2 separate regions of the Mus musculus genome follow, and region 1 is linked to region 2. The links are chromatin loops, found by intact Hi-C in ENCODE. Cell type or tissue: left cerebral cortex. All regions are shown on one strand. Links, peaks and the distances in the headings refer to the core of each region. The heading gives the core; the rest is flanking DNA.

Evidence for each region. Peaks named below come from ENCODE experiments on the same cell type or tissue, not always from the same donor. Only the 100,000 strongest peaks of a DNase experiment are listed, where the experiment ranks them.
Region 1: a loop joins it to region 2, with 4 times the contacts of the local background. A loop is called at or near these places in 11 of 42 quality-filtered maps.

Annotation. Positions count from the first base shown.
Region 1 is chr7:132,707,747-132,718,128 of GRCm38, forward strand. Fam53b (family with sequence similarity 53, member B) reads right to left here. Exons shown (of 5, transcript NM_001381858.1): 5 at 4,338-8,256. The coding sequence ends at 7,897. Among named protein-coding and RNA genes, the nearest start is that of Fam53b, 100 kb to the right of the region's middle. In left cerebral cortex, for the core only: a CTCF peak has its summit at 8,831 (motif pointing right); DNase peaks (open chromatin) are centred at 4,414, 5,226, 5,852, 6,645 and 1 more place; H3K27ac peaks cover 4,679 bases.
Region 2 is chr7:132,805,544-132,815,925 of GRCm38, forward strand. Fam53b (family with sequence similarity 53, member B) reads right to left here and starts at 8,305. Exons shown (of 5, transcript NM_001381858.1): 1 at 8,038-8,305. In left cerebral cortex, for the core only: CTCF peaks have their summits at 5,584 (motif pointing left), 6,966 and 8,354; DNase peaks (open chromatin) are centred at 2,116, 2,733, 3,555, 3,860 and 6 more places; H3K4me3 peaks cover 4,505 bases; H3K27ac peaks cover 7,162 bases.

The DNA.
Region 1 (10,382 bases), core at 1,291-9,290, 98 kb before region 2:
AAGGGGCCCTGGGACAGTATTCCCTCTTAGCCCGTGTCAGGCTTCAGAATCGGATGCATGGACAGCTGTTACCTCTGTTTCTTCTCTAACTGACCCAGATGCCACTGATGACTCTCCTCGGGAGACAACTTCTCATAAAAAGAAGTCAGCTATGGAATTAGCCCAGTGGGTAAAGAAGTCAGCTGAGATAGAGCTTGCTGAAAAGGAAGTAGCTGCTAGATGTTTTCGGTCAGTTAATTGTTAGCCATTTGTACTGGCTAGTTTTGTGTCAACTTGACAAAGCTGGAGTTATCACAGAGAAAGGAGTTTCAGTTGAGGAAATGCCTCCATGAGATCCAGCTGTAAGGCATTTTCTCAATTAGTGATCAAGGGGGAAAGGCCCCTTGTGGGTGGGACCATCCCTGGGCTGGTAGTCTTGGGTTCTAAGAGAGCAAGCTGAGCAAGCCAGGGGAAGCAAGCCAGTAAAGAACATCTCTCCATGGCCTCTGCATCAGCTCCTGCTTCCTGACCTGCTTGAGTTCCAGTCCTGACTTCCCTTGGTGATGAACAGCAGTGTGGAAGTATAAGCTGAATAAACCCTTTCCTCCCCAATTTGCTTCTTAGTCATGATGTTTGTGCAGGAATAGAAACCCTGACTAAGACACCATTTAATCATGAGGCTGGAATTGACCCCCTCAAACTACCAAGCACTTGGGAGGCAGAAGCAGGCAGATCTCTGTGACTTCGAGGCCAGCCTGGTCTACAGAGTGAGTTCTAGAATAGCCAAGCCTACACTGAGAAGCCCTCCAAGAAGACCAAAGAACCAAACAACAACAGAGGGTGTTACCAGTATGTACTTTTAAAAAATAATTTATTTTTATTTTCATTGGGGTTTTGCCTACATGTGTGTGTGTGTAAAGGTGTCAGAAGCTCTGAAACTAGAGTTACAGTTGTGAGCTATCATGTTGGTGCTAGGAATTGAACCTGTGTCCTCTAGAAAAGCAGCTTACTAGTACTTTTAACTGCTGAGCCATCTCTCTAGCCCCGAAGTGTGCAGTTGTAATCCCATGCTAAGCAGGTGCAGACAGGAGGATCCTGGGAGCTAGATAGACAGCCATGCCTGGCCCAGTCAGTGAGCTCCAGGCTCAGTAAAATACTATTCCAAAAAAAAAAAAAAAAAAAAAATAACAGGCAAGATGGCTCAGTGAATAGGCATTTGCCACCAAGCCTAACAACCTGAGTTTGATCCCTGGGACCCATATGACAGGAGAGAATTGACTCCTACAAGTAGATTGTTTCCTGACCTCTATACCTAGGCTGTGGCCCATAGACTTGCACACGCTCATATAAATAAATATAGTGAAAAATAAAAATGTAAGGTAGAAAGATTGAGGGAGACATCTGACACTGACCTCTGGCTTACACAGACATAGGCAGGCAGACAGACAGACACACACACACACACACCGGGGGGAGGGCGACGTAGTCTGAAGACCAAAACTGAGTTTGACATCTGGCCTCTGCATGTGTGCACGCACTGTGCAACTGTACACACGTAAAGGAGTCAGAGGTCCTCTGAGATTTCCCTAGACAACGACACTCCCTCTGGCACGGTGAACACACCAGTGGGGCCTTAGTGGGCAGGTTGACCTCTAGGCTCTCAGAGGAAGAAATTGGCTGAGTATCTGCATCAGGATGAGGGGCCACCAGTCTGGCCAGTGCCATTCACCTTCAAGGGATGGATGGCCTTTTGCCTCTTAGCTGGATATACAGAAAGCTCCAGTAGAGTTCCCCCAGTAGCTCAGGCCACTTGGAGCCATTGCAGTGGGCTGTGCTTGCTGATGAGTGTGCCCCATGGGTATTGGGGTTCTCTCCCCCACCCCCCTTTTTTTTCCTGAGCAGTGACCAAGCTGGCTCTCCTTGGCTGGTCTCTCCAGATAAGCTGGGTTTTCTCTTTCTGCCAAGGAGTGGGCTTCAGGCCCTATATGATCTGGTCAGAGACCACACTATCCTCTGAGCCACAGTGAACTCAGAGAAATGGTCCTTAAAGTGACTCTTCCAAGGAGTCTCTAGGAGTAAAAGAGAGAGTGGAGACTCAAGGTCTAGCCTGTGTCTTATGCTCTTTCTGAAGACGGATTCTAAGATGCTCCCTCCAGCCTTGCCTGCAATCCCGTGAAGATGGCCTGTGGTGACCTCGGGGCTGCAATCATCCAGTGCTCAGCTGTCCTCTCCCTCCTGAGAGGATCCATTCCTACTCCCCTAGAGGACTACCCTCTTGCCTTGATGTTTCTCAGGGTGGCAGCACTACCCAGCAGCACAGCCTCCCCTTCTCTTGATCTTCAGCTACCTAGCAGTCAGCCACAAGGGACTCATCTGCCTCTGACTCTTACATCCTTAGCAGGTGGAACAGGCAGGAAGAAAGCCTCCTGCAGATCTCTTTAAAATGGGAAGACCCAACCATGTGCTGAGTCTACAGGGTGCTCAGGGACCCACCTTACAAGCCAGTGTGATTATCATTATCACACCAGCTTTTCCATGGATAATAGGCAGACTGAGCATTTTGCACCAAGTTTTGGGGTTGTAGGAGCATTATTACGTAGGAAATACAACCAAAAAGTTAAAAAAACAAAAAACAAAAAACAGTAGCCACTTGAAGGTCACTGCCCAGGTTGGGCATTTTGTGGGGAGGGACTTTTCCCTACCCACATTTTGGGAAAGAGCTGCTCTCCCAGAAGCCCGTTGGCCCACCATTCCGTGTATAGACAGGGGGCCTACTTAGTGATTGGGAACATCCCTAGATGGGTGGACCCCTGAACCAGCCGGGCTTGGGGACTGCAGAACGCTGAGGCCTACTGCTGTCAGACAACAGGGCATCGAGTGAGCCCAAGCCTGGCTGCGAACAGGATCCTATTTTCAGAAGACCTCATATTTGGTGCAGGAGACAGCAGTGTGGGGAGGCATCAGGACAGAGTCCTGTGCATGTTGTCAACTTGAGCTGGGGCAGGGCTAGAACGAGGCTGGTACCACTGGAGAGTAGGAGGTGCAGGTTAGGGGGGCAGTTGGGTCATTCAAGGCCATTGTGAATCTAAGGAGCAGGACTGTGCTTGTGGCCTTCCTGCCCTCTGTCCTGCTATTGTGAACTACTTACCGTATATGAAAGGCAGAAGGCTGGTGTCCTAGGAAGACTGAATGGCCAGCCTGGGACCTTGCTCTCACGCCCTGATTTTAACTGTGTATATGGTGTGTGGGTGTGTGCCAGTGTGTATGTGGTGGCCTTTACCTGCCAAGCTACGCCCACCCCCAACCACAAAGGGTGGCTTTGTGGGGGGAGTTCTGAGACAGGATCCTGATATTTAGCCCAAGCTGACCTTAAATACGCAATCCTCTTGCTTCAGCCTCCAGAGTGCTGACTAGGGTTACAGATATGTGCCACCACTCTGGAACACTTCTTTTTTCTTTCATATGTGTGTGTGTATGTATGTATGTATGTATGTATGTATGTAGTTTATGGATGTTCTGCCTGCATGTCCCTATGCCATGTACACTGCCACTGTATCCCCTGGAACTATATATATAATCCAGATGATTATGGCTCCTGTATGGGCGCTGAGGATTGACTCTGGGTCCTCTGGTTAACCACGGAGCCATCTCTCTGTCCACCGCCTCTTAAGATACACACTCACATATAGTTTGACAAGGGATCTGTTGCCAAAGCAGCAAAACAGAAGAGTGGTCCAGGATGTCACCTCCAGACTATGATGGTCTGGCCATAGCAGAGGCTCTGGGAGAACATTCCATGGTCAGTTACAGGGACCAACACTGGGTGACAGACATTAAGTGTACCTCTCTGCTGGGGTCCTCAGGACTGCAGACACAGTGCTCTCCTGAGCTGTAGTTACTCAGGTGTCTGGTTTGGAGGGTAAGCACTGGATTGTGTGCCCATCCCAGGGGTGAATTGTGTGTTCTAGTATCTCCACAGCCCAAGAAGCAGAGCTCTGAACTGCGCTGCCCTCCGCGGGGGCGAGGCCCTGAGCTGACAGCCCAGCTCTACGGCCTCCAGGGTCTCTTTAGTGGCCTGCCTCTCAGCCAGGGCAGCTTCCTCTCCTGCTCCCTTGGAAGTAGCAGCACACCATGCCCCCCCCCCCCCATGCCAATGTCTCTGGCTCCTCTGCGGCTCCCTGCGATGGCGGCTGTGGCTATGGGCAGCAGTTACTCCCACAGCCACCCAGCATTTCGCCTTCTCTCTGAGGCATGGGGACAGAAGTCCGTCCCGCAGTTCTCCCAGTCCAGAGCTGACAGGAGAGCTGCTGGTTCACTGCCCCCAACAAAAAGCACACAGCCATGCGCAGGCAGCCGGGTGTTGGACCAGGAAGCTTTATTTACACAGTAAAAGGAACAAGCAAATTCCTGAGACTAGAGTGGCTGTAGTGCAAGACAGTCACGGCCTGTCAGGGGGGGAGGCAGGCGATGGTGCGTGGTGCTAACGAGCAGACCCAGCATGGGCAGCCTACAGGCTGCAGCCCTGATGGGTTCTGGCTCACCACGCCATTCACCACACTGCCTCAAACAGTACCGCTGCTGCTGCTGCTGCTGCTGCTGCTGCCTGGCTGGGACGGCACACGTGGCCCTAGCACGGCCTGTGGGCTCATCTGTCCCTGACCCCTGGGTGCCCCCAAACACTGACGATGCAGTTCATTTGCCAATGAGACTATGCTACGTCAGGCTATCCTATCTAGCCTAAAGGAGCTCCATCAGTCTGCAATTCTAGAGTATCTTTCTCTGCCTCCTTCAGAGGCCTGGCACCAGGGGCAGGGGTGGGACCAGCAGCATGGGCATGGCAAGGGGCAGCATCATGGGTTGTATGGGCGGAGCGTCCCTGAGCCCTGGCCCCTGGCTTACGTTTTAAGTGGCCATCATTCAAGTAATTTTAACCACATCAGTGGAAATGGGTTGCAGGATCCAGGGGTGAGTTCTAACTGCTGTGAACACTAAATGAACCCATAATAAAATATGGCCATTGGTCTGCATAGGAGACCCATCTAGAAACTGGGGGAGTGAGCATGTCCTGTTTAATGTGGGCCTTCATTTTATTTAACTTTCTGCATACAAATTTAGAAAACTTTCCTGCTACAAAAAAAAATTTTTTTTTTAAAGTAAGGCTTTCTGAGAATACACATCTGCATGTGTGGGCAGAACAAGTTCCATGGACCTACATGAAGGGAGCCCGTGGTGCTGGCCAGCTTCTACCTTCACCACCCAGGAGTAAGGCAGGAGTGGGCAGTCATGTAAACTGTCTAGGCTGCTACCCTGAACTCAGGTCAGGTACCCGGCTTAGGGCAACTCTGTCGGTTCAGTGGCTTCTGGAGTGAACGGGATGTCACGTGCTAAGAGGCCCAGTCGGCTTTGGTGGAGGCTGCCTAGGCAGGTGAGTGGTGAAGCCCACCCTCAGCTTCTCTGGGGTGTGGCACTCGGGTGAGCCAGTCTGCCTGCTGCCTGTGCTGCCACGCACACAGGAGACAGAGTGGACCTCCCAGGTGAACCTTCTTCCAGGAGATCCAAGACCAGAGGTCTGGGGGCCAGTGAATGGGGTGGATGAATGGGTCTGTCTGGGTCACACAACTGCTGAAAGCTGACTGGAAACCTTCTAGACAAAACCTGCTTTACTTGATGAAAAGAACATCAGAAAGCAAATGAACACACTAGGCAGAAAAGCTACCACCATCTTTTCTGGCTGCTTTTGCTGGGTGCTTGGACTGAGGCCTTAGTGGGACAGGGACATCAAGAAAAGCCTGAGGAAACTGCAAAGGGCCAACCCCCACCCCGGGTTTGGAGTACTGCCGCCCAGGGAACAGTCTCCTAGAGGCAGGAAGCAAAGATGAAGCTGTCACTCAGCAAGTTCCTGTTTGTCCTTCCGCCAGCAGGCTCAAGAGAGCTAGTCTACGGACAAGCCGGCCACACATCAGCCTTAAGACACACACCTGCCACCAGGAGCTCAGGTCCCAGTCCTCAGGAGAGGCAGCTGGCAACTGTTCTGTGCTTTGGCCTTAACAGCCTGTGTGAAGCAGACCAGGGGACAGAGCCCAGCCTCTCCTTTCCTGGGGGGTGGGGGAGTGGGAATAGCTTTAGGGACCATAAAGTTCTTTCAGATAACAGAATCCCTCACTGTGGGCTTTCTGGGAACCAGGGCACTGGGGTGTGCATCCCACGCCCTCTCAACTACCTTCCTCTGTGATCCACCAGGCAGGGCTTGTAGGTCATGCCTCCACCAGCTTTCTACTTTGCTTTCTCAGTGCCCCCAAGGCCAGCTGGGCCCCGACCACCACCACAGGGACCCACCAGGCTACCCAACCTGGGGTTATAGGAGCGGGGCTTCCTGTACTTTGGGTCTGGTTTTAGAGAAACATTGCCTTATACATCAGAACTTGAGCCTCGGTTCTTCTGGTGTATGGACAAATTAAAGTTGAAACAAAAGGTTCCCATCAAGGTCTTTCTTTAGGAGAAAGGTAACAGCCATTTGGGCTCAGCCAGCAGACAGTGAAATCTCAGAGGGTAGGCACAGCAGAGCAACTACAAATGTGCCTAGATCACATGTCCGCAAACCCAAGAGAATGCACCAGTTATTTTTAGCCTTATGGGAAAACAAGCCACTTGTGTAAGCCAGCCCACTTGCTATTGTCTGCAGAAGATGCCAAGTTTGCTAAAAGCCAGAGTCCCAGCGTGCAGAGCCCTGTAGCATGTCTGCAGGGAGGACTGAGGGGAGCTGCCGGAACGGATGCCCTCTGGGAATTATGCTGGGAGTGAGGAGCTGCAAGGGGGAGTGTGATTCAAGCCATGCTGTGGCTGGGCCTGCAGAGGAGAGCCTGGGGCTAGGCTCACATCAGTGGACTGGGGGTGGGGGGTGTCTTGAAGCCAACGGTGGTATGCTTTCATTAAAGCCAGCAGTGTCTGTGAACAAGCAACAATGTGCTAGGAATGTGGTGGAGGCTTGCAGGCCCCCAACATAGACTGCTACAGAGAGGAGCCTGCAGAGTGGCTAGCCTGCAAAGCAGCCAGCAGACATCCCTCTACCCAGGAATGTACACAGGGCCGAGACTTCTGCACCTGTTTGTAGATCCTGAGGACACTATGAAGAGGTCATCTTGCCACTGACATCTCTATACACAGCTGAATTCACTGAGCTCAGCTCTCAGGGACTGGGGACAGAAGGAAGGCTACCAATGTCAGCCTTGCCAAGGCAGCCCCTGAGGTGGCAGAGGTGTGGGTGATTCTTGGTGACATGGGAGAGCTGGTGGGCCCACCTTTCAGTCAACACAACCACCAAATGCCTACCCAATATGGATGGCTTCTGGTCATTCCTAACTATCCCCTGATCCCGAAAAATGGGACATGGATTATCCCAGAATCCCTGCCAGTGCCCCAAATGGATTAAGGCCACACGGTCTGCTGTCACTACAAGAGGTGTCTCCCGAACCTTCCCAAGCCTGGGCCAGGGAGACCTGGGAGAGAAGGCACGGAGTAAACTAAGTAAAGGAGGCTTTGGGTAACTCCCCAGAAGGAACCTGAGCAAGGCTATAAGGGGGCTCAGGCCCCCGGCATCCTACCTGAAGGGTGCAGCTGGCCCAGCCCTACTGGAAAATGGTGGCTACCCAGCACTCCGTAAGGAACAAAGAGGAGGATACCAAACCGAAAACCTGTTTTGGGCTACAGTAGTTCCATGGAACTGGTGGGAGGCCAGCTGTCGCCTGTGAGGTGTGGCCAAGTTGCCTTCACAAATTTGGGCACTACAGGGTGATGGCTGGTTCCTTTGAAAATGGGTGGGCTCCATTTTTTGGAGGAGCCTCTGTCAGACCCAGGAGCCAGGTCCCCCTTAGAGTGACCTAAGGCCTAGAGGAGTGCCTCCTCCCCAGGTCAGGGCCCTCAGTTGTTCTCTATCTGCTCAATGTCCAGCTCGCCATCCAAAGAGCAGAGGCTGTTCGTGCAGGCTCCCCGGTCCCGCCAGGATGTGGCCGGATCCCCCTTCCTGCAGCAATCCTCATCTAGACTGCAGCCATCTGACTCGTCACAGGATAGGTCCTCCTGGCAGGTGAACTGGTCATCAAAGGAGTGGGGAACAGGCTCAGGAACTGGGGTCCCAGCAGGAGTCCTGCCCCCTGGGCTGGAGGCTGAGAGCAATGCGGTCCAGGATCGGGTACTGCTGACGAGGGCAAAGGGGCTCTGGGAGCTGTGGTCGTCCACCCCCATGTTCAGGCAACTGAGGCTGCTGAAGGTCTGACAGTTCTGTGGAGGAAGAGATACAGTGGTCAGTGAAGAGGCCAGACTCGCTTTGGAACCTCAGACCACACATCCTACATAACCACACAAAGCCTAGCTGGTAGTTAATCTGCCAGGCTGTAGTAAGATCACCAAGTCTGAGGATGGTTCATGAAGAAGTGCCTCTGGCCACTGAACACAACCTGTGGCCAGTCACTACATAAAAGGCAAAAATGTGATGAGGCCCAGCTTGTGGGCAGCTGCGGTGAGGTGGGCAAACCTCAGACTTAATAGGTGGCCTGGTAACAAGATGTCTGATCTAAGGCTATTTCATCCCAGGTGTCCCTTGTCCAGCCAGGACCCACTCCCTCTTCAGTGCGCACATCCTTACCTAACGTGATGTGTGCAGTCAGCCCTCAGCTGAGAACTATACCTGCTATGATGCAGATGCTCAGCAGAGGCTGCTAATACTGTGCCCTTCGCTCTTTATGTGCCGATACAATGTTTTCCCTGAGTGGTTTTTTTTAAAGATTAATTAATTAATTTATTTAATGTATGAGTACACTGGCTGTCTTCCAACACACCAGAAGAGGGCATCAGATCCCATTACAGGTGGTTGTAAGACACCATGTGGTTGCGGGGAATTGAACTCAGGACCTCTGGAAGAGTAGTTAGTGCTCTTAACCACTGAATTTTCTCTCTAGCCTCTTCCTGAATGTTTTTTTTTTAAAGATTTATTTATTATTATATGTAAGTACACTGTAGCTGTCTTCAGACACACCAGAAGAGGGAGTCAGATCTTGTTACGGATGGTTGTGAGCCACCATGTGGTTGCTGGGATTTGAACTCTGGACCTTCGGAAGAGCAGTTGGGTGCTCTTACCCACTGAGCCATCTCACCAGCCCCTGAATGTTTTTTTAATCTGAGGTTTTGACTGAGTCTGAGAAGACAGTTTAAGGTCTGTGGGAAGAACAGATACAAGACTTTTTTCTTGGTGGTACTGGAGGCTGGACATCCAGAGCCTTCCATGTGCTAACTTTATCCTCTACCTGAACTACATCCCCAGCCCCACATGAATACCCATGGCCACACTGTATTAAATAAAACTAGTGAATGACCCAGATTCCACATGTCCTTTCAGACAAGAGACACAGACTAGGGTGGCCGTGAGCTCACTGACACAATATCATGTTTCTTACGAGAAGGGGGCCAAGTTAGATGGAATCAGCACCAGGCTATGCTGTGGCCATAACCCCTACCCTACCCACTTCCTCTGTCCAGAAAGAGGTGGGATGGGGCGGGGCGGGGCGGGGCAGGGAGGGGGCATTTGAAATCTTTATCTGACGTCTTAATTGAGTACTATCAGAACCATTCAGGGATCTGGTCTTGAGTTCTGGGTTCCTCCTGGAGCTGAAGAAGCTGGTATCTAGAGGACGGTACTTTTGACCCACACTGATCTGCAGCAGGAGGAGCAGGCTCGACTGCCTCTAGCCCTCAGCCGCTGGGGGCCTCAGTGGCCTCATCGGAAAGAGGTGTTATAGTAACAGCCGCAGGAAGTGTGGCTGCACAAGAGCTTCTCCCTGGTGAGGCACCAGGGATAGCTGAAGGAACCATCGAAGACAATACTGTCTTAAGCCACTGACCGGAGTGTCAGGTGGTGCCACCAAACCAGAGATTCAACAACACAGTTCGAATGTGGGTCTCCTAAGCAGACGTGGACAGGGGCTGTTGCAGCAAGGGGCACTCGTGGCCCGCCTGACTTCCCTCAAAGGCCCTGTAGCAACCGGGGAAAGAGGCTTTGGCTTTTCCCCAGTGCACAGGAACTTAATAGCACCTGCTGCCTCTCACCTGCCAATGAAAGGCACAGACCTGTCCCAAGGGCCCCAATCCTTTCAAAGGCCAAAGTGTTTGTGTCGCTTTGAAATAAAGATGTCTGCTGGCTGCCACTGCAAACAGGCTATTAAAACAGGCTCAACAGACAGAAGATGAAAGGTGCTCTCTCTAGGGGAAGGTGGCTGTGCCTGTCACAGGCACACACACTGTTCCTGACACTCCACAAAAGACACCCTCCTGATTGGTTCACTTTTCTTGGGCTCTTTCAATTAACAAAGAAAGGAGAGGCCAACAAGTTGGTTCAATGGACAAAGACAAGG
Region 2 (10,382 bases), core at 1,607-9,606:
TTGTCCGGAAGAGCTCAGCTAAAGCCCCCCCTGCTTTGCACTGTGTCCTTTACCAGATGAGACCAGCAATCCTCCGACTGTCCTCCTGGTGACACATTTGCCACTAATGGCCACTGGACTCTAAGCATACCCAACCCACAGGGTGGAGGTTATCATATTCCAGAGGAAGGACGTCAGGGAGGCAGAAGACACCTGCTCGAGGGCACACAGTCAGTACACAGGAGACTGTGCTCTGAGCTGGGTACTGATCCCAGAGATGAATGCTGTCTTTGCCTGAAATGATATGGGAATGGTTTCCCCGACACTTAGCTCTAAGCTCCTGTGTTAATGAACAGTCCCTGCTTCTTCCCACTCCCTGGTTGACAAGGAGACTGTCCTGGGCCCATGACAGAACCTCTGCCTGCCAGCCATCTCCTATTTTACATCCCTCCACGTGGCACCACCCTCCTTCTGACAGGGGCTTTACAGACAAAACCAAACCAAACAAACAAACAAAAAAACCCAAATCCTCACTGGATCCTCTTGAAACACTGGAGGCGTGCAAGCAAGCTATGGAGCCTGAGGCCCAGAGACAGTAGCAGACAAATGAGGCCTAGCTAGGAAGCAGTATAGTACCCAGGATCTTACAACTGGGAAAGTCACATGGCTGCTAGAGGGACTTCATGGAGACACAATTCCCAGGGCCCAGTCTGTAGAACTATGCCAGAGAGACCACCCTGCATTCTCTCTACACCTTTTAAAGACACAGAATCACAGACATACACCCTACTCACTGACACCAAGAGACAGTCCTTCCCCCTCCACCCAGAAGATGGCAAGTCGCATCCGGACATTAGCATTCACCTCTAAACATGCAGAAAGACTGTTGACAGTAAGCCTGCAGAACCTCCCTCTGATTCCAGGCCCTTGGCCAGTGTGAGCGCCAGAGCAGCCAAAGCCTCCTCCAGCTGGGCTTTTTGTCTGGCAGGGACAGTACTTTGTGCTTCAGCTTGGGAGGGAAGGTGGCCTCCATGTGACAAGGTGAATGGAGCAGACAGAAGAAACCTACCACACGGATTATTCAAGGCCCCTCCTGGCAGGAGTGCACACTGCTTATAGCAAAAAGTCTGTTTCCTTAGAATTGGTGGAGAAGGTACGGCATGATAGGAGGGCTGAGATTAAATCCTAGAGACCTTCTCAAGAGGGCAAGAGATTCCTCTAAGCAATACCATGGGGCCAGTGCGCTGAGCAACGAGTAAACTAATGAAGCAAGTTGCCTATCTCCAAGCTGGACACTCAGCAAGACCCAGGCAATGTCTGCAGGATAAACGTGGGAAAACCTATCGTGGAGAATTCGCCCTCTCTCTGCCCTGTACCGGGTCCAAACTAATCTCACTCACTGCCACAGAGATCTAGGGGCTTAGAGGCCAACACCTTTTTTCATGAATCATATCTTGCCCTGGCTTCGGGCCTTTCCATCCCGCCCCATCTCTCAGTGAGGAACACTGGCTGAGCACACTGAGCCATCCACCCACCTCTCAGCTGAGGTAAGCATGGGCCTGCAGAGAGGCAGAAAATGGCTCTGTCACCCGCCAAGAGCAAGCGAGTATGCGCTGATTGGTTGAAGAGCTCTGAGCGGCAGTGATGTGGTCAGCCTGCACCTGTGTGGAAGCAGATGGTCTGAGGCTGGGATGAGATCCCAGGAGGAGAGATCAGCGGGTGAAGGCTCAGGAGAGGAGGGGGGTACAGGCAATCTCAGCAGTCACCTTATTTCCAGAGTGGTGGAACTCTCTTCCTTTAGTCTGAACTGGGAGGTCGGAGAAGGTCTCTCCCCAAGGCCACTGGCCAGCTCTACACACTGTAACCCTATGAATAGCTTTGAGCTATGAGGTAAATCCAGGTCTGACCCTCATTTCCATAGAAAGATTACTGAGCTGTGCCCTGGCCCTGAGCTGCATCCTGCCTCCCCTGAAACCATCATGTGTTAAACAAACCTCCATGGAGTCCAGGGGAAGCTTGCTTTAGAGAACCACTCTGAAAACACAGCCTGGGCGGCCTCCTTCCCTCCCCAGCACTGAGGTAGGTAACTCAGAGATCTCAAGAACCCTGAGCAAAGACTGGGTTCCTGACAACAGAAACAGGAACTACCTGGATGCCGTCCACAGTGGGCACCTCGCCCAGAGGTGAGTACCTTTCAGATTCTTCTTCACAGAGACGGAGGAGGAGGCAGCAGTGGAAAATTCCAAAGGCTTTTGCTCCTCGCCTGCACCAGAAGGCCCCTAATCCCCTGCTAAAGAGACCAAAGTATGGTAGGGTCTGCCCTGTCCCTCAGTCTCAAGTGTCCAACAGAATCAACTCAGGAGCATTAGAAATACCAGTGCTTGAGTCCCGACCCCACCCCCAGCCCCAGACCCCAGCCATGCTTGGAAGTTGCATAGTCAGGCAACTAGGTTTGTTTTTTTGTTTTTTTTTAAAAAAAAACCTCTACAGTAAGTAATTCACAGCCATGCAGGAAGGCGACTGCCCTGCCATCTAAAAATTCAGCACACAGGGATCTAACATCACTCCCCCCCCCCCCCCACACACACACACACACACACACACACACACACACTTTAGAGAAAGAAAGGTCGGAGACCTAGGCAGGGAGGCCTTGCTGAAGAGCACACCCCCACAGCCACAGCACATCCACACACTGGACTGCCTGCACTGAACCAACCATCTGTCTGGGGATGAGGAGTCGGGCCAGCACTGGCAGGGGCAGACCCAGTTCCCCTGTGCTGGAAGATGTGCAACTGTGTTCTCTGATTACTTCAGACATGTAAACAAAATATGATACTTGTACGAACCTGGGATGGCAAGCACCGCAACATAATTTACTTTCAGACATCTGGATCACAAATGCAAAATAAAAATAAAAATAAAAAGCTAGACTTAAAAAAAAAAAAGGCCCACAGGCCTTTTGAAAACCCTTTTAACAATCTCTTGAGTGGAAAAAATGGAATCTGAATAAATGGGGAGGCTGGAGCTGCCAAATTTACTTCCTGTTTCCCCCAGAAGGTCACTGGGAATAATTACATTTTCTTGTGAATCTGTCTTTTGAAAGTTCAAGCAAAACATCTCAGTCCCCCAGCTAGGGCCCCGCCTTTGGGCCTGCAGAAGATAGAATTCAAGAGTTCAATTAAAGAAAAAGAAAAAAACAAGGTGGGGGGGTGGGTGGGCACAGGACAGGGAGAGGCGTGGAGAAACGGGCAGTTAAAAATGTTAAGTTTTGCTGTTGTGCTAACAAGACTAAACAAAATTTATGCTTTGAGATGAAACAGAACCTAGTGCCTCTAGCTTGTGACACTCAAGACTGATAGCAGGGTGGAGGGGAAAAGCAGGCTTTTCAGCCAGCCAGACTCAGCAGCTGCTACTGGCTTCTCTGCCTTCCAGCTGTGTGGCCTTGGACCAGGTATCTGGTTTCTCAGAGCCTCAGTTTCCTCTGTGGAAGTGCGGGCTGCCCGTACTCGAGGAGGCCGGGCTCCACACACCCCTCCCCCGTGAGTCTCAGCCTGCATCTACTGGGCTACAGCCTTGGGGGCAGCATTACACTAGCACTGGGCAAGAATCTGCTTCTTTGTATAGTGCAAGAAGGGAAAGGGTGAGAGGAAGAATCAAATGTCGGCCTGCTACCCGGTCCAGGGGTCAGATGGGCTGTTTACCAACACGACCTGCTGTCGCCGGCCTGAGAGTGACACAGTGGGAAAAGTACTCCCCCCCCCCCCCCCCCCTAGAGATTCAAGGATGACTCTGAGGTTTGCTCTCCTTTCTATGAAGTCCTAGCAAGATCTGGCCACACTGTTCCCATCCCCCAAGCAAAAGGCAGCTTCCCCTCCAGCCCCCACAGCAGGAGAGAGAGACCGGTTAAAAGAGTGGGGGTGCCTGTCACACTTCTCTGTAACCCCTGACGTGATGTGAAAGTCTACAAGGTAGACCCTTTGAAATGCAAACTCTTGCCGAGTCCTTCGAAAGTGTTTTTATTTTCTTGGTTCCCGAGGCTGCCCGCAGACCCACCCAGCAGCGCTTTCCCTCTCAATCAATTGGCATTTAACAACGACGGAGGGGGAGGTGGGGGGAGGACGACCAAGGACATCTCTATTTTTTTTTTTCTTTTTCAGAAAAGCTCAAGTGTCTCCATTCACTTAGGGGTAGGGGACAACCTTGTCCTTGGCTCCAGCCTCCCAGCACCCCTCCAAAACATCCTGCAGCCAAATCTCTCCCACTTTATTCAAAAAGCATTGGTTTCTGCTCAGATCCTCAGAGCATTTTCACAGAGGTTCCCTCTGACCTGGGTTCCTTACGATTAAGACAGACACCATCAAAACCATAACTCCAAACGTGCAAAGGCCAAGCCTTCAGGCCAAACCACGCGCACTAGAGGTCTGCGTTAAGCCAACCCAGTTACCCTAAAACAATGTTGTTTGGCAAGGAACCTTACTTCACCATATGAAGAACCTAGGGAACGGGAGCTGCTTTTGAATATAGACTTTTCAGTGGCATGGCCATTAATCATGTTAATGTAAACTGTACTAAAACAAAAATTTTCTAAGCAAGTCTCAGGGCACATCAGCATATCTAAGCCTCTGGGTTTGTTTCCAAAGTTCACAATCCCAGCAAGCAATGAAGCTGCTGTTAATGGGGTCAGCTATTACTAAGCAGTCCCCAACCCTGGAGAATAATAAAGGTGATTCGAGTGTATAGAGAAAAAAAAATCTTCATAAAGTTGGGCAGGAAACAAACAGAAATTAATCAGAGAAGACTAAGTGCACAAGTTTTGGGAAAAGGTATTCACTGAACAAGTGTGAACACACTCCTCCAGGACAATGTTTATGAAGGAGAGCACTCAGCACTTCTGGCAGGACCCAAGTCCCTGGGCCATTCTGTCTCACACAGTGGAGGGCAGGGCAGCAGCTGGACGGAGAGAGAAGAGGAGGAACAGAGCCCAGCAGAGCTAAGCAGCGCTGAGCCCAGCTAGACCCAGCCATGTGCTTCGCGTTGGCAACAAACTGGCTCTTTTGAGAGAGGAGGAGTCTGACAAAAAGGACAGCTGCAGCAGTCCCGACAGAGAGGCAGTAACCTGGAGAGAGAGCCCTGAGATTGGGGCTATCCCCTAAGTCAAAGCAAAAAACAAACCACCTTTGGGGTTCGCAGAACTACTTAATCTATTAACACCCCCTCCCCTCATCTCAAGAGCAATTAAACAGGGTCTGTCCACATCTGGTTCCCATCTAAAACCAAAACTTGTACTATCAGCATATTACATAACAAATTATGCCTGCAGGTTTCTTTTATTACACATCAGAGAGGTGTGCACAGTGGTGGCGGTTGTGCTGACCTGAGTGTTTACTTCAGTGGGTTTTTTTTTTCCCCTCTTATGGGTACAAACAAGTTTTCCAGACTGTGCATGATTTAACCCTAGAAAGTCTCATGCCTGAATGACACTTCAGCTGGGACAGAGGACCCAGCCCTCAACCCTCAGTGCCAGCTGAAGAGGAGTGGCTGGGAAGGGTGTGCATTTTAAAGAGCTCTGCAGGCACCAGATTGCTCCACAGTGCCCCCTGCTGACAGCATTTAGACACAGCTCTCTCCTGGAGGAGGAGGAGAGCTAGCTTTGGCTGAGCTCCCATCATGGGTCAAGCACCAGCTCAAGGAACTCACTTAAAACAAACCAGCTACTATGGAACTACAGGATGGGGATGCTAGGGGGTACCAACTAACAAGGAGCAAAAGAAAGGTGAGGAGGGAGGGACAGAGGAAGAGAGGGTGGGAGAGAGGGGACGGTTAGGAGAGAGAGAAGGAAAGGGGGTGGGGGAGCAGGTGAGCACCCAGGAAGGGCTTCCTGTAAAATGTCAGTTGAGTGACTCCTCTATGAAGACCTTGAAGTATCTATCTAAAACTCTTTCCATAACATACCTACTACACTGGAAACAAAGGGAGAGAAGCTGATTAGAATCATTATCAACCAAAACAGTGAACTTATCCTGCCTTCAACAACCTTAGAGTCCAAGGTCTGCAGCCAGCCTTTCCAGAATGCTTGCTTTGATGTTAAAATGAACGCACATCACACTCTTGTGGTGTGTGCGGGGGGGGGGGGGGGGGGGGAGGGGTAGGGGGTGGGTAGGCGCAAGTCCTTGACCAGAGCTATTCTGAACTGGTCTCAAGAGCATCTTGTTCCCGATGTGGACACTTGGAAGAAAACCGCAGGCATTCCCCAAGCCTCTTAGATTTCTTGACTACCACAGGGTCCAGAAACTGGATCCGCACACCCCCTGAGTCTACAACTACAGTTACTAACCTTAATACTCAACCCTTCTTTCACTAAAGGGGGCCTATCACCTGGAACAAGTTTTCTGCTAATCTAGCGCACAGCAAAGGGGGAAGGGGAATCTACAGACCTTCAACTCACTGTCAGAACTGTAACTGAGATAAGTCCCTGCTAAGTGGAAAAATTAAAATGAAACCAAAACTTGGTGGCCCAGTCAAGATCGTGAGTTGCACGGGTGCGCAGACTCCATTCTTTCCCCAGAGCCTCAAATCAAGTCATATCGTTCAAAACGGGAGTCCAGGATTCAGCAAGGAGGGCTTCCCCCCTTCCAGGCGTGGGGACTGCTGGGAACACATATGCTAGCATGTCATTTGGAGGTCTGCTAATATGCTGAAGGAGCCCAAGACATTTTGCCTGGCTTCCTGGGCCAACAAACAATGTCATTCCAACTCTTGAAGCAGTCAACAGAAAACAGTCCCTTTCTCCACCGTCCAATAATTCAACAAACATTTGTTCCTGTTGAACCACCACCAGCCTAGCTCCATCTGTACCAACTCCTGCGAGACAAGTACCGAGGCGGCAGAGGCGGCAGCGGCAGCACAAATGGGGCCAGGACCTGAATGCAACCCACGACGGGGGCCACTTTCCCAACACCAGAGTCCCAATTTTACCGTATGGAAAACTCAAGAGTGTGGCCTATAGGAGGCAGAATCCCATTCACCAAATGCTGCAAAGAGCTTTTCTTTGTTCGCCATGGTACTAAGTACAGTACGTGTTAACGAACCCGGCGGTCAGGAGCATCAGGGGGCGTCCAAAGGCGAGGGTCCAGAACAAGCCTGCCCACGCAATTCCAGGCCCTTGTCCCACTCACCCGCAAGCACTGTTCCCCTAGTCTGAGGGTAGAAGAGGAGCTTGTGTATGTGGGGGCGGGAGGGGGGGTCGAGAAAACACTTGGGTCAACTCAAATCACCCTCTTCGGATTCTGGGTTTCCAAGTCTCTTTGGTCCCGGTTCCACCAAGTGAAACCCCTAGCTGGCAACCTGACTCCCACCGGCTAGCAAACCAAGGATTGGCAGAAAGAAAAAAAAAAAAATGTGACTAGGCTAGTATCCTGTGACGGACGGCCCTCTTCGCCATGTGCAAAAACCACGCCGGCACAGGCGACCCCCCACTCCTCAAGCCCTGGCCTCGGCCACGCCGCCTGCTTCCCCCTCCCTAGGCAGAGCGCCCTCTCACCCCCATCGACACCGCGCGGGTCAGTCGTGTAGCCTTGGAGTCGTCCCTGCGCGCCCGCATCCCAGGGGTGGCGGGTGTAAACTTCCGTGAACAAAAGAGTTGTCTGCAAACGATGCGGAACTTCGGGGCTCAGCGCCTTCGCTGCTGCCACAAGCCAGGGCTCAAGTTGAGCCTCAAAGGAGGAGGCTGCTCGGGACGCAGCCGTCTCCGCGGCCGTCCGCTGGGTCGGCGGAGCGCAGACTTTTCGGCAGCGCTAGGTTTGCTCGTCCCCCGCCAGCGCGCTGACAAGTCTCACGCCTGCACCAGGGCGAGCAAGAGTCGGCGCCGGTAGAAACCACCGGATCCGCCGTATAACAAGGAGACAGGGAGAAAGAAAGCCAGCAGCATTAAGGAAGGAAAGAGCGAGCGCAGCGCACGCGAGCCCAACTTCCCCCGCCGCCGCCGCCGCCGGGGAGCTCGCACCGACCCCACTCCGGACCAGCCCCCTGGCGCGGTTGCCCGGCCGGGTCGCTTACTGTGCGCGCCGGACGCGGGCCGTCACTGCAAGCGCTCGCCAAGTCGTCCGGGCTGCACGCCCGCGTCCGCCGTGCGCACGCTCTCCGGCCGGCGCCGAGCGCTTTGTACCGAGCGACTCCCGGGGAGGAGGAAATCGACTTGTCACTTCCTGAACTGTTTGCAACTCGTCCCTTTAACCGACCTCGGCCAGGCCGCCAATGCCCACTGCTGCCGCCGGGCAGCTCGACCGCGGCTGCGTGAACTCGGTGGCGCTGTGCGGGCGGCGTCGCGGCCGGGGCGCCCGGCGTGCCGCTACGAGGTGCAGTGCGCGCAGCCGCCGGTGGGCGGGGAGAGGGGGGGGGGTCCACGGCGCGCCTCCGTCAGTGTGGCCGGGTGTCCAGTGAACCCGCACCACGCACCTCTCACGCCTGGATGCCGGGGCTCAGGGAAGTAGCACCGCACAAGTCAGGATTGAAACTCAGGCCTCGTGGGCTTCAGATGGCCAGCTTCCGGGTTTGGCTTAGCAGTTTAAAAGAATCTGTGGCGAACAAGACCGCAAAGGGAGGTGGCACGGACTCTGGTGCGGTCACACTTTAGGATAATAAAGCACTGTTCCTGACTCTGGGTGCAATCGAATTTGAGGAATTTGTACTTCAGATGCCACATCCAAAATACATGCAACTGGGGAAGGAAGGATTTGCGGTTGCTAAGCAGAGGCAGGGCATGTTTAGTTCTGTAACTTAGGATGTTGACTCAAGTGCAGGAATGTAACCCTGATAGAATAAGCAGAGTATTTTCATTGTGCAGCTCACCTGGGGGGGGAGGGGATAACGTTCCTTGTGAAATGAAGTCCTAGATTTCCCATCACTCCTTCCTGCTGATGTGTGTTATTAACCTTATCCAAAAAGATTTTTAAGAGTTTTTTTTAAGACTCTATGCCTGTTTTGCGTTCCCCTTTGCCAAAAAAACAAAACACCTCATTACTTTACATGGATTGTGTCTGCACCGTTTGAATGGTTCTATTCATAAATCAGGAAACTTTTTCTGTTGCTTCGAGGAACATTTAATTGGTTTTAATCCAATGTTGCAATCCTAGTATCAAACATAAATGAACAATTAACTTTTTGAGTTTGTGTGCACTTGGGAAACTATTAGATTTCATGGCTATTGCTGAAATATTTCAGTTTGTGACCACACTGGACCTATTCTTTTCAGAAAGGCATAAGCTAACATATTTCACACTAACTACAGCTCATTTCAGAGACTCTGCCATAAGATGAAGATGCTCATCAGAAGGAAGGATGTGTGTTCACCTCAGAGAGATGATTCGAACATAATCAAATCACTCTAAGAAGGCCAAGTGTGCTAATACACAGACTACAAAGATGCTAATATCCATAATACATTACTTCCTTTTAAGAAACATGTTAAGGGCTATGTTTTTTTTTTTTTTAAAGGAATAAGAACCACATGTTCTGTCAAAAGAAGGCAGGCACATGGGCAAAGCAGAGGCTACTATAATACACTTACGGTCACTTCCCAAAAGCCACCTGATCACAGCACTACCACCTTAGCCTCCAAGCTCTGTAAGAATAGAATTTAATGCACTTAGCTTTTTTTATTGGGAGGCCTAGAGTGACTCCTGCTGGCAAACATTCCATTTATCCCTGCAATTACTAGTTCATCAGGTCAACTTAAAAAAATCAAGATGCCAGGGGTCCTAAGCCTGGAAACAATTATCGCAGCCATTACTCTTGTTGCTTTCAGAACCATGTTAGTCTCATGAAATTCCACGGATGGGGGTCACGGGAGCTCCTCTGCGCCAACACCTCAGTTCCAACCCTAAACAGCCTGTTTTTCTGGTTCTTAGCCTTTCTTGACCTTGCCTAGGACTAAAATCCCTCCTTAAGGAGCTGGGTAACCAACGGAGTTGTCTAAGTCTGAATCTTCAAGACTAAAAAGACACACACACATTAAGGCTTTTGCCAGTCTTCCATACACGTCATCACATCTTGGTTTCTTAATGCTAAATGTGATGGCTCTTTATTATAAAAAGTCCTGTCCATTAGGTTGCTGTATTAAAGTTCTGTTTACTTCAGGACAGACACAAACCCAGTCAACTGCATGTAAGATTAGGTAAGCAGCAGCTGGGAAGAGGAAGCTCTGTCTAGTCTTTATTCGTGTCTAAATGGTCAACCAAATCAGAACCAGACGTAGAGTACAGCCAGACACCTAAACGCAAATTCACAGGCCAATTCAGAAATAAATCCACAGATCTAAAAAACGACCACCCGTAACTCTGCCATTATCTTCAATAAATACTAACCTGATTTAGAGCGTGCAACACCCCGGAAAGTATAAAATA